Linked DNA regions of Homo sapiens: region 1 is linked to region 2. A link is an interaction called in ENCODE POLR2A ChIA-PET data of the cell type or tissue named here. Cell type or tissue: Panc1. All regions are shown on one strand. Each heading gives the region's core, and the rest is flanking DNA. Links, peaks and the distances in the headings are about the cores only.

The links. ChIA-PET counts read pairs that join two places held together with the same protein. Peaks named below come from ENCODE experiments on the same cell type or tissue, not always from the same donor. Only the 100,000 strongest peaks of a DNase experiment are listed, where the experiment ranks them.
Region 1: POLR2A ChIA-PET joins it to region 2 with 11 read pairs; 2 of 35 experiments call an interaction of 5 or more read pairs at or near these places.

The regions. Positions count from the first base shown.
Region 1 is chr20:11,177,234-11,182,626 of GRCh38, reverse strand. LOC105372528 (a long non-coding RNA gene) reads left to right here and starts at 4,174. Exons shown (of 3, transcript XR_937260.2): 1 at 4,174-4,217. In Panc1, for the core only: no CTCF peak of the experiment used is centred there; a DNase peak (open chromatin) is centred at 3,436.
Region 2 is chr20:11,479,599-11,484,991 of GRCh38, reverse strand. No RefSeq gene overlaps it. Among named protein-coding and RNA genes, the nearest start is that of LINC00687, 390 kb to the left of the region's middle. In Panc1, for the core only: no CTCF peak of the experiment used is centred there; no DNase peak of the experiment used is centred there.

The DNA of each region.
Region 1 (5,393 bases), core at 340-5,339, 300 kb after region 2:
TTGATACATATAACAATTTATGTTGTGATTGTACAGCCCACTGTCATTTTTGAAACAGAAACTTCTAGTGCATCTTAACTTCCAGTGTTTTATATAACACGAATGGAAAGAATAACATAAACTGCAGGATGGTTTTCTGTCTTCCTTTGTATTATGTTATATATGCTGACCTATTTAATTCATCAGGCTCATGCCCCTGACTACATCCATATTCAAGCTCACATGAAATCTTCCACTCTTGTTTACAAATATAAACCCAGAATCAAGTAAAATTGGTATATCAGTAATGAAGCTTCATCTTCTTCATTTTTCTATATCCAGGAAAAAATAATGGCATTTAAGAAAAATAATTTTGTATTAGATTATATTGCTGTTCTCAATTATTCATGCCTCCTTGGCCTGTAAGAATATGTACCATCATCTGTTGCTATGTGATTTCTGTGCTTTTCCAAGGGAGGAATGTGCTTTGCTGCCCCCTTCATTTTGAACCTTGTCATGACTTGCTTTGTTCAATGGAATATAAACCGTCTTGATGTGTAAATAGAAGCATTAGAGGATACTGCACAAATGGCTTTCATCTTTTTTCCTTTTCCAAGAGAATAGCAAAGCCAAAAGAGCACTTCTCCTTGACCGTCAGTGCCGGAATGAGAAGAAATACAATGGGACAGTCCCAAGTTAGTTGACATGAAATGTGAGCAAGGCATAAATATTTGTGATTTAAGCCACTAAAATATGAGGATCATTTGATATCTCAGCGATGCTGACTAATACAACTTCTCATTTATCTATAAAATGGTAAATGATTGAGAACAGTTCACAAATCCAAAGTACTAAATTAATCTACATTCAACTGAACTGTACTATTATCTATTAAAGTTATAGAGAAAGTCAGTGAATTGTATTAAAGATGCTGTGTTTGTGTGTATTTATTGTATTATATAATTTATATTGCTTCTTTGGACCACTGAAAATTCTGTTTTTTGAGATTTATTTGTTGACTTATTTACTTAATTATTTGCTTGTTTAAATTATATACAGGTTTCATCACAGTGGAAAACAAGAAGTAAAAAGACAGTGGTGAAATTACTTATACTTTGTAAAAAATAAAGTACAATTAAATTGCTTTGATTTAGTAGTGTATTAGTCCTTTTTCATGCTGCTGATAAACACATACCCAAGGCTGGGCAATTTACAAAAGAAAGAAGTTTAATGGACTTACAGTTCCACGTTGCTGGGGAGACCTCACAACGTGGCAGAAGGCAAGGAGGAGCAAGTCATGTCTTACATGGATGGCAGCAGGCAAAGAGAGAGCTTGTGCAGGGAAACTCCTTCTTATAAAGCCATCAGATCTTGTGAGACTTATTCACTATCACGAGAACAGTATGAGTGAAACCACCCTGATGATTCAATTATCTCCCACTGGGCTCCTCCCACAACATGTGGGAATTATGGGAGCTACAATTCAAGATGAAATTTGGGTGGGGGGCATGGCCAAACCATATCAAGTAGTGATTTTCAGATAGTACAGGGTAAGAAAAAAATAGCTTTCCCATTTTAAGAGCCCTAGATAGTTCTTGAACAATCAATGTTCATATGCAAGTGGCAGCCAGATTTGCTCTCAGCAAATTGGTTGTTTGGAGAGTGGAATTTTTCATGTGGTAACTTACATTTCAATGAATTTATATTCTTCCCAATCTGCTACCCCAGTGCTTACATTCTAGATTCAGAAGAAACTCAGCTTAGTCCAGACATTTTAAGCTGCAAGGGAATTGTTCAATGTGTCCAACTGTGTATTTTTACTCATATCATCTTTAGAACTATCTCCAAGAGAAGCCAACCTGTATTTCCAAACAGAACTGGAGACTATAAAAAAAAAAAGGAAAAATGAGTTAAATGTGGTGGTTATGCTAAAAGAATTATACCAAACTAAGTCACCAAGACTTCTTTGTCAGAGACCTGATCAATATGATTACAAGTTAATGCTAGAGGGAAGAAGAGGGAGTTCTCACCCTGAACTCAGCAATGTGACAGTGGCATGGAAGATGTCAAGGACTGTAGGTGGGAAATAGATGGAAGTCAGCCTGGACTATCCACAAAGCCCTACAATGTCAACAACTCTAGCAATGTGGTCAGCAAGGCTAAAGTCCTTGTGAATTTTTTATTGTTGGGGAACCAGAACCAACATCTAATGTTTCTATCAGGTGTCTTGCCTAATGATGCTCTGCTTTCACTACAGTCTCCAGGGGAGGGGAAACTTGTGATGTGGTTTAAGTTATTATAAACAATGTCTTTTGTAGGTTGTATGAATTCTAGATCACTATCTGATAACTGCACACTTCCCAGAATTCATAGTCAGATCAGTGGCCCAGAATGAACTCATATTGAATTTTGGAGGAAGATGACTTGAGAGAAACATGGGATTCTTCTTCCATTGATGGTAAGAGCCTAACATCTCCTTGTTGTGTAGGGACACACTCAGAGATGCAGTATATAAAGAGAAGTCTTAGAAAGGCAAGACCTAAACAGAGTATTTGAACAAAGGCAGGGTGATTTGACACTTTCCTGGAAAGTCTAAAAGCTATAGTAGATAGGCCACTTTATAATACTCTTGACCAATAAATAACCTTTACATCTGCATTAGAAATGTGTTAGCCTTGAGAGCCTGTCTGGGAATGGAGTATATTTCTTCTAATATTAAGTTTCCTTAATTCAGATCCTCAAAACAATTTGAAACTTTAGCATTGACTTGGATGATTGCATGGACAACCCAGGGTGACCAGTGGGAAAACCAAAATTATTTCCAGGATATATGAGCATCCTGACAATGCTTTCCTTGTACTATATCTTATGGGTTTATGCTCAGTGGCTAAGCAATACATGAAGACAGGAAATGTTTGGATTAAGAACATTCGGAAGCCACAAGTTACAATTTGATTTTGATACATCCCTACCTCTCTAAATATGTCAAAATAAAGACTAATAAATGTAAGGACATATATGAGTGTTCAGAAACCTCTAAAGATTATATATTTAATATTGTTTTTTGAGAATTACAAATATTAAATTATCCTAAAAAATATTTTGGAGTCATCTCTACTTTGCTGGTGTAATTAGCATGGCATTCATCCACCCATGTGATCCTCTAGCAGTGAGACAGGCTTATCTTGGCCACTAGTGGGACACTTTCTGTGAATTTTATCTCCATAAATCACTGAGCTTATGTTTTCTAAACTGTAAAATAAGGCTAAATATTCCAAGTGATTCCAGAAGTTCTTAGAGAAAGACGGGAGCGGTAACCCATGATGTATAAGGATAGTCAAGTTGGTTTCTGTAACATTCTGAATGAATTTCTAAACCAGAGGGGAAAAGTAAGGTGATAGGCTACCTGAGAGAAAGAGGCAGTCAAGACTGAGTCACAATGACTCAGAGAAGGGAATGAGCTCAGTCCAATCACATAATACTTGCTATTGTGCCCTGGCTTAGTTAGAAGCCAGATTCAGGAAGCACATTCCATTAGACTAAATAAAGCTTCGATCATGTGTAAAATTTCCAACTTGAATAAGCAGCCATCCTATCACTCATCAGGCTAGGTGCATTTAATGGGTGTAATTTCTTCCTCATATTTCTATGCATTTATTGTTTCATTTTTATTATAGGAACTTGGGCTTCTTATTAGACTTATTATTTTCTATTAAACCTAGACTTAAGTAAATACTGTTCTACAGGGTGTACATGCAAATATGTTTCCTTTAGATTGCCAAAAGAATAGGGCAATCTGATTCAACTTAACTATGAGATTAGAAGAAAGGAAAAGTGAAAAAAAAAAAACAACTATTAAGCACCAAGGCAATATAACCTGAGAGTGTATAAAAATTATTTTTGGGGAATTGTAAAACATTAATTCCTCAATTTCAAAGGTCCTGATTTTATAGATTTGAGATAGAATTCAGAAAAATGTATTTTAAGAAGGCTTTATTATATTTTATTTTAATATAGCTGAGCATTGCCTTGGGCCTTGGTAAACTAAGTTAACTTTTCCTTAAATTACTTAGAGGAAAAGGAAAGAAGATTAAATATGAATGTTATTTTTACTCTATTAAGGCCAATTTTCTGGAAAACAATATCAGAAACTGTCTCTGCAACATTTTAATTTCAAGATTGAATTGAATTTACCAGAGCCGCTGAGCTGTACAACTTCTGAAGTTTGGAGCATCCAGGTATCAGCTGGCTGCTAGCCAGAGCTTCAGAGCAAGTGTTCATTAAGCATGATTAAAGTGAGCTGTCATTTTATATATATTTTGGCAGATTTTTCAAGACAAAAATATGCCACAAAAAATACCTAGAAAATATGCCTTAAAGTGGAGACATAGCCCCTGCATAATTGGGGATGAGAAGTGGCTTATTTAGTTTTTTTCGGGGGAATAGTAAAGCCAAAGATGTTTCTATTACAAATTATTCAGAACTTCCCCAGATGTAGACTCAGATGTAGACCTTGAGACAAAGATTCAAGAAGAAATTGTTTCAGAGGTGATTTTAGGAAATACTAGTAGGAGAGGTGGGAAGTCACACTAGCAAGGGAAGATAATGAACAGGGGTGCTTTGTCAAGCAAGTCATCACTGTGGACAACTGGAGCTCAGTCTTACTGGGGAACTCTGGAAGCCTGTGGAACACGTGCATCTGGATTAGCTTCCCCAAGGGAGAGAGAGCTGGGGTTTTTATACACTGACTTCTTCAGTCATTGACTAAATCCTGCTCCAAAGGATCATTAATTTCCTGGGACTTCCAGCCTTCCTCCTGCATGGGCAAACAGGCTTCGGGATCCAGGGCAAGTCCTCAGGCAAAGAAGTAAGCTCTCTGGCAGTTGGGATTCGGGCAAACATATACCAAAATGGTAAAGACCAAGGATGTGGGAGAAGCCCTGAAAACATCAAGTAGGGGATTTGGGAAACTTAAGTCTTTGAAACCAGCTACTCTTCCAGTATAAAGAATAATGGAAGAAAAAACTCGCTAGGCAAGAGCCAAGGCTTATTACATTTAAAATGTCTCTTCTATGAGGAAACTAAGCCAGGTTAAAGGAGAGAAAACTAGTCGGCTGCCCTGATCACCAATCCATAGAGTATATTAAATTATCACAGTGATAAATTGGATTAATGGAACCACTTCACTTAGATTTCAACTTGAGAGTCCATCCATAATCGGTAAAATGTAAAACTTTCCTTAATCCCCAAAGTAGAGAATGCCCTCAGTGGAAGTTTTAAAAGCACTTCTTGCTCACATGCCTTAGCCCTATTGAAGTTTTCTGCTCCATCTAAGTGTAGGTTTCATGGTACAATCAAAGTGAGCAGAAATTCTAAAACTGAATGACACATGGCAAAAAGCTGTTCACCTGGCA
Region 2 (5,393 bases), core at 82-5,081:
AGACACTCCCAAGCTCTTAACCACAGAACATGAGAAATAAACATTTACTGTTGTTTTTAAGTGACTAAGTTTTAGGGTAATGTGTTTTTCAGAAATAGCTAACAAATATATGACACTAACATAAAGCAATATAAATACAAAGGGATTTATCGAAAGGAAATGTGAAAGTTCAGAGAATTGAAGGAGATACCAAACAAACAAACAAACAAACAAACACCTCAGGTTCTAAGGATAAATCTGAGGATCTAGGATGTAGGACATAATGATTTTCAGAGTGCAGCTGTCAAAATGAATTTGTGACAACCATTTTCAGTTCCTCTTACATTCTGCCTGACACACCCCTAGAGATTTCAGGTACAGAGGGTCTGATTTACTTAGATTTGTTTTTTGCTCAACCCTTGACCAAGAAAGAATGGAGTAGTGGAGTACCATGATTGGTACTTTGCTAAGAATGTATGCAGTGGGAGATCTGTAGTTCCTCAGAGGCAATCCAAGATGTTATTATCAAATAAGAGGTTAAGGATGCTGAGCAGGCCACAAAAACAGATGTCATCTCCCAATAGCCTGATAGTTCTGGAAATTGCCAAGGGCTTGGTAACAGCAGAGCTCATCCAATCTTGTGAGGATCAGCCATATTCCTGCATAGAGTATTTTTTAGATTCCCTATATCCTAAAAAATATGATGCCATTAAAAGCTGTAAGGAAAAAAAAACAGTAAGTAAAAACTGTTTAGTTTAATTTTGGAGATGTTAGAGGTGGTCTGCATCTTCAACTCTTCTCCTGTGGGAATTCAAAGAGCTAGGCTAACCGAGGCCCTGGCATCTTCAACACATGGCTTCCAAGATTTTTCTGTGAAATATTCCCATTTCAGTCAGAAGGGGGAAAGATCATGGAGAAGTATACGTATGATTTGTTTATGGGTCAGTTTTGTAAGAGTGCCCATCACTTCTGCTGTATAATATTTCATTGAGCAGAACATTGTCACATGCCCCTACCTAACTGCAAGGGGGTTCTGGCTAACCATGTAGCCACTTCCTACTGGCCACTTTCCTAATGTTAAGGAAACAATAGTATGATTTTTTTTTTTTTTTTTTTTTTTTGTGATACTAGCTATTTCTGCTACATAAAAATTCCCTGGTCACACAAATAACAAAAAGTGACCAGGGGATTTTTGTGTAGCAGAAATGACTAGCAGTTTTGCTACATAAAAATTATTACACTTACTGGTTTCCTTGGAAAGTAATCAAAACTCTGGCTCAATATAATGTACACACACATGAAATCCAGGGTCACTTCAAAATATTTATAAATTAATAGAACGTTTAAGGACATGCTTCTGGAAATACTGCTCAGGGCTTATAGCGCTTCTGCAGATAAATAGTTCTTTTTTTGCCACTGCATGCTCTTATCCCGTTGTCATTTTACGAATGCTAGAGAGATCTTCAGCCCTATAACATAACATGTATGAAATGGGAGCTCATTCTCACGGCTTCTGTATTGATTGGGAAAAGTGACAGATATGCTTGCCACCGCACTTCCATTTAATAACAGGTTTTCTTTATTAACTCTCCTTCAGCTGCAGGCCGGTCTGAGGCCTCTGAACCTAGGGCTGTTTCATTCCTCATAATCTCTAAAGTCATCTTACCTCAAGACAGAACTAAAGATATGAAATAAAAGGCATAAATAAATTTACTCAAGGCTAAGTATTGCAGTAGAATAAAGCATTCCAGACAAAGGCAAGACTTTAGGGGTAAGGAATACAAATTTTTAAAAAGTTATATGACCTTATATTTAAATAAAGTCACAGGAAGAAGTCTTGAGTTCAAAATCTGTGCTGTGTGTTTAGCGGGGATGACAGTGGGCGAGATGGCTAGGGCATTAGGGACCAGAGGCCTTCACTACTATTTCTCCATCTCTACTTCATCATTTACTCATGAGATCACTTCATGGGACAAACATTTTTCAGTCACCAAAGCGTGTAGTTTAGGACAAAGTTAGTAGGGCCTGTATTAAAAATAACCTATGGTCATGTTACGTGTTGTGACTGGATGCATGACATGCTTTTTAGAGTCTTATTAAATGAATATGTTGATTGTGGCAAATAATTAATCTAATAGAATTTAAAAGAGAATGACTAAAATTGTAATTATATTTCTGAGAAAAGCTCTTAGCACTGAAAATGCAAATAACTTGTTTTCCCACATTAAACTCCTGAATCCAAGTTTCCCTATAATTGTCACAGTTGAGTTTTGGATATCAAATTGGCATTTCAAAAATAACACATACACAAAAGACAAACTGATTTTCCCACAGAACTGTCTCCACTGTCCTGCCTCTATCTCATCAGTTACAAAATCATGATTTACACATGTCCCAGGCCGTAAACTCTGTGATTCCTCTAACATTCCACTTTTTACTTATCCATCTGTTTTCAGTCTACAAACGTCCTGTTGGCTATCCCTCCAAAATTTTGATATGACTACTTCATACCATAGTTCCTACTACTAATCTCATCTCACCTGCCACCGTCTGTCCCTAGACACCTGCAATAGTTTCATATTTGTTCTCCTTACTTCTACATATCACATCCTCATAACCCATTTTCTATGCAGCTGCTAAAGTGATCTTATATAAAACATGCAAATGAGGTAATGTCACTTCCCTGCTTGAAACCTGCCAATGCTACCCTTTGACATTATAATAAAATTCCAATTTCTTACTCCAGCCTATAACATCTTAGATAACGTGGTACCTGTCTAACTCTGAGCTCATCTGATACTTCTCTACCTTTGTTTTCTATGCTCAATACACACTGACAATTTTATTCCTCAAAATTTCCAACTGTATTTCTGATTCAGATACTTCGTGTTTGTTTATTTGCTGCATGGGACCTCCCTGCCTTCAGACCATTCCTGGCTCCATCTTACCTTTCAGATCTGGACTTCCTCCAAAAGTCCTTCTCTGACCACCTACACTTCATATTCCAGTAATTCTTTTTATAATTTTTTTCTAATTTTAATGGGTACATAGTAGTTGTACATATTTATGAGGTATAAGAGATATTTTGATACAGGCATACAGTGCATAATATTCACATCAGGTAAGTGGGGCATCAATCACCTTGAGCATTTATCATTTATTTGTTTTACAAACATTCCAATTATACAGTTTTAGTCATTTTAAAATTTACAACAAATTTTTGTTGATTGTAATTACCCTGCTGTGCTATCAAATAATAGATCTGGCCTGGCATGCTGGCTCATGTCTATAATCCCAACACTTTGGGAAGCTGAGGTTGAAGAATTGTTAGAACCCAGGAGGTCGAGGTTGCAGTGAGCCATGATCACACCACTGCACTCCAGCCTGGGCATTGGAATAAGACCACATGTCAAAAACAAACAAACAAACAAACAAATAAAACAACAAAAAGAAATACTATATTTTATACATTCTATCTAACAAATTTTTGTACATGCTAACTATTTCCCCTTCTCCTCCATCCTGCCCGGCATCTGGTAACCATCATTCTATCTCTGAGTTCAATTGTTTTAATTTTTAGCTCCCAGAAATGAATGAGAACATGTGAAGCTTGTCTTTCTGTGCCTGGCTTATTTCACTTACCAAAGTATCCGTCAGCTCCATTCATGTTGTTGCAAATGACAGGATCTCATTTTTTTTATGGCTGAATATTACTCCACTGTGTATATATACCACATTTTCTTTACCCATTCATCTGTTGATGGACACTTAGGTTGCTTCCAAATCTTGGCTATTTTGAATAGTGCTACAACAAACATGAGAATACAGATATCTTTTCAATATACTGGTTTCCTTTATTTTGGGTACATACCCAGCAGGGGGTTGCTGGATCATATAGTAATTCATTTTTAGTTTTTTTGAGGAACTGACCTACTTTTCTCCATAGAACTGACATACTTTTCTCCATAGTGGTTGTGCTAGCTTAAATTCCCACCAGTTTATGAGGATTCCTTTTCTCCACATAGTTGCCAACATTTGTTGTTAGCTGTTTGGATAAAAGCCATTTTAACTGGAATGACAGGATATCTCACTGTAGTTTTGATTTGCATTTCTCTGATGATCAGTGATGGTGAGCACCATTTCATATGCCTATTTGCCATTTGTATGTCTTCTTTTGAGAAATTTCTATTCATTTCTTTTACTCATTTTTAAATTAGATTATAAGATTTTTTCCTATTGAGTTGTTTGACCACCTTATATATTCTGGTTATTGGTCTCTTGTCAGATGGATAGTTTGCAAATATTTTCTCCCATTCTGTGGGTTGTTTTTTAAATTTGTTCATGATTTCTTCTGTTGTGCAGAAGCTTTTTAATAAAGTAATCCAATTTGTACATTTTTGTTTTCATTGCCTATGCTTTTAGGGTATTTCTTAAAAATTATTTTCCCAGGCCAATGTGCTGGAGAGTTTCCCCAAATGCTTTGTTTTAGTAATTTCATAGTTTGAGCTCTTAGATTTCAGTTTTTAATTTATTTTAATTTGATTTTTGTACATGGCAAGATATAGGGGTCTAGTTTTATTCTTCTGCATATGGATATCCAGTTTTCCCAGCACCATTTATTAAAGAGACTGTTTTTCCACAGTGTATGTTCTTGACACCTTTGTTGAAAATGAGTTCACTGTTAGTGTGTGGACTTCTTTATGGATTCTCTATTTTTTCCACTGGTCTATGTGTCTGTTTTTATTCCAGTACCATGCTGCTTAGTTACTATAGGTCTTTAGTATAATTTGAAGCCAGGTATTGTAATTTTTCCAGTTTTGTTATTTTTGCTCAGGATGTCTTTGGCTGTTCTGGATCTTTTGTGGTTCCATATAGATTTTAGGATTATTATTTCAATTTCTGTAAAGCATGTCATTGATATTTTGATAGGGATTGCACTGAATCTGTAAATTACTTTGGATAACAATATTGATTCTTCCAATTCATGAACATGAGCTAGCTTCATTTTTTTGTGTCCTCTTCAATTACTTGCATCAATGTTTTATACTTTTTATTGTAGAGATATTTCATTTCTTTGATTAAGTTTATTACTAGATATTTTATTGTATTGGTAGCTATTGTAATTGTGATTACTGTCTTGATTTCTTTTTAGATTGTTCACAGTTGGCATATAGAAATGCTACTGATTTTTACAGACTTCATATCCTGTAACTTTACTGAATTTGTTTATCAGTTCTAATGGTTTTTTTAGTGGAGTCTTTAGGTCTTTCCAAATATAAGATTATATTATCTCCAAACAAGGGAAATTTGACTTCTTCCTTTCTAATTTGGACACCCTTTATTTCTTTCTCTTGTCTGATTGCTTTAACTAGGACCTCCAGCACTATTTTGAATAACAGTGGTGAAAGTGGGCA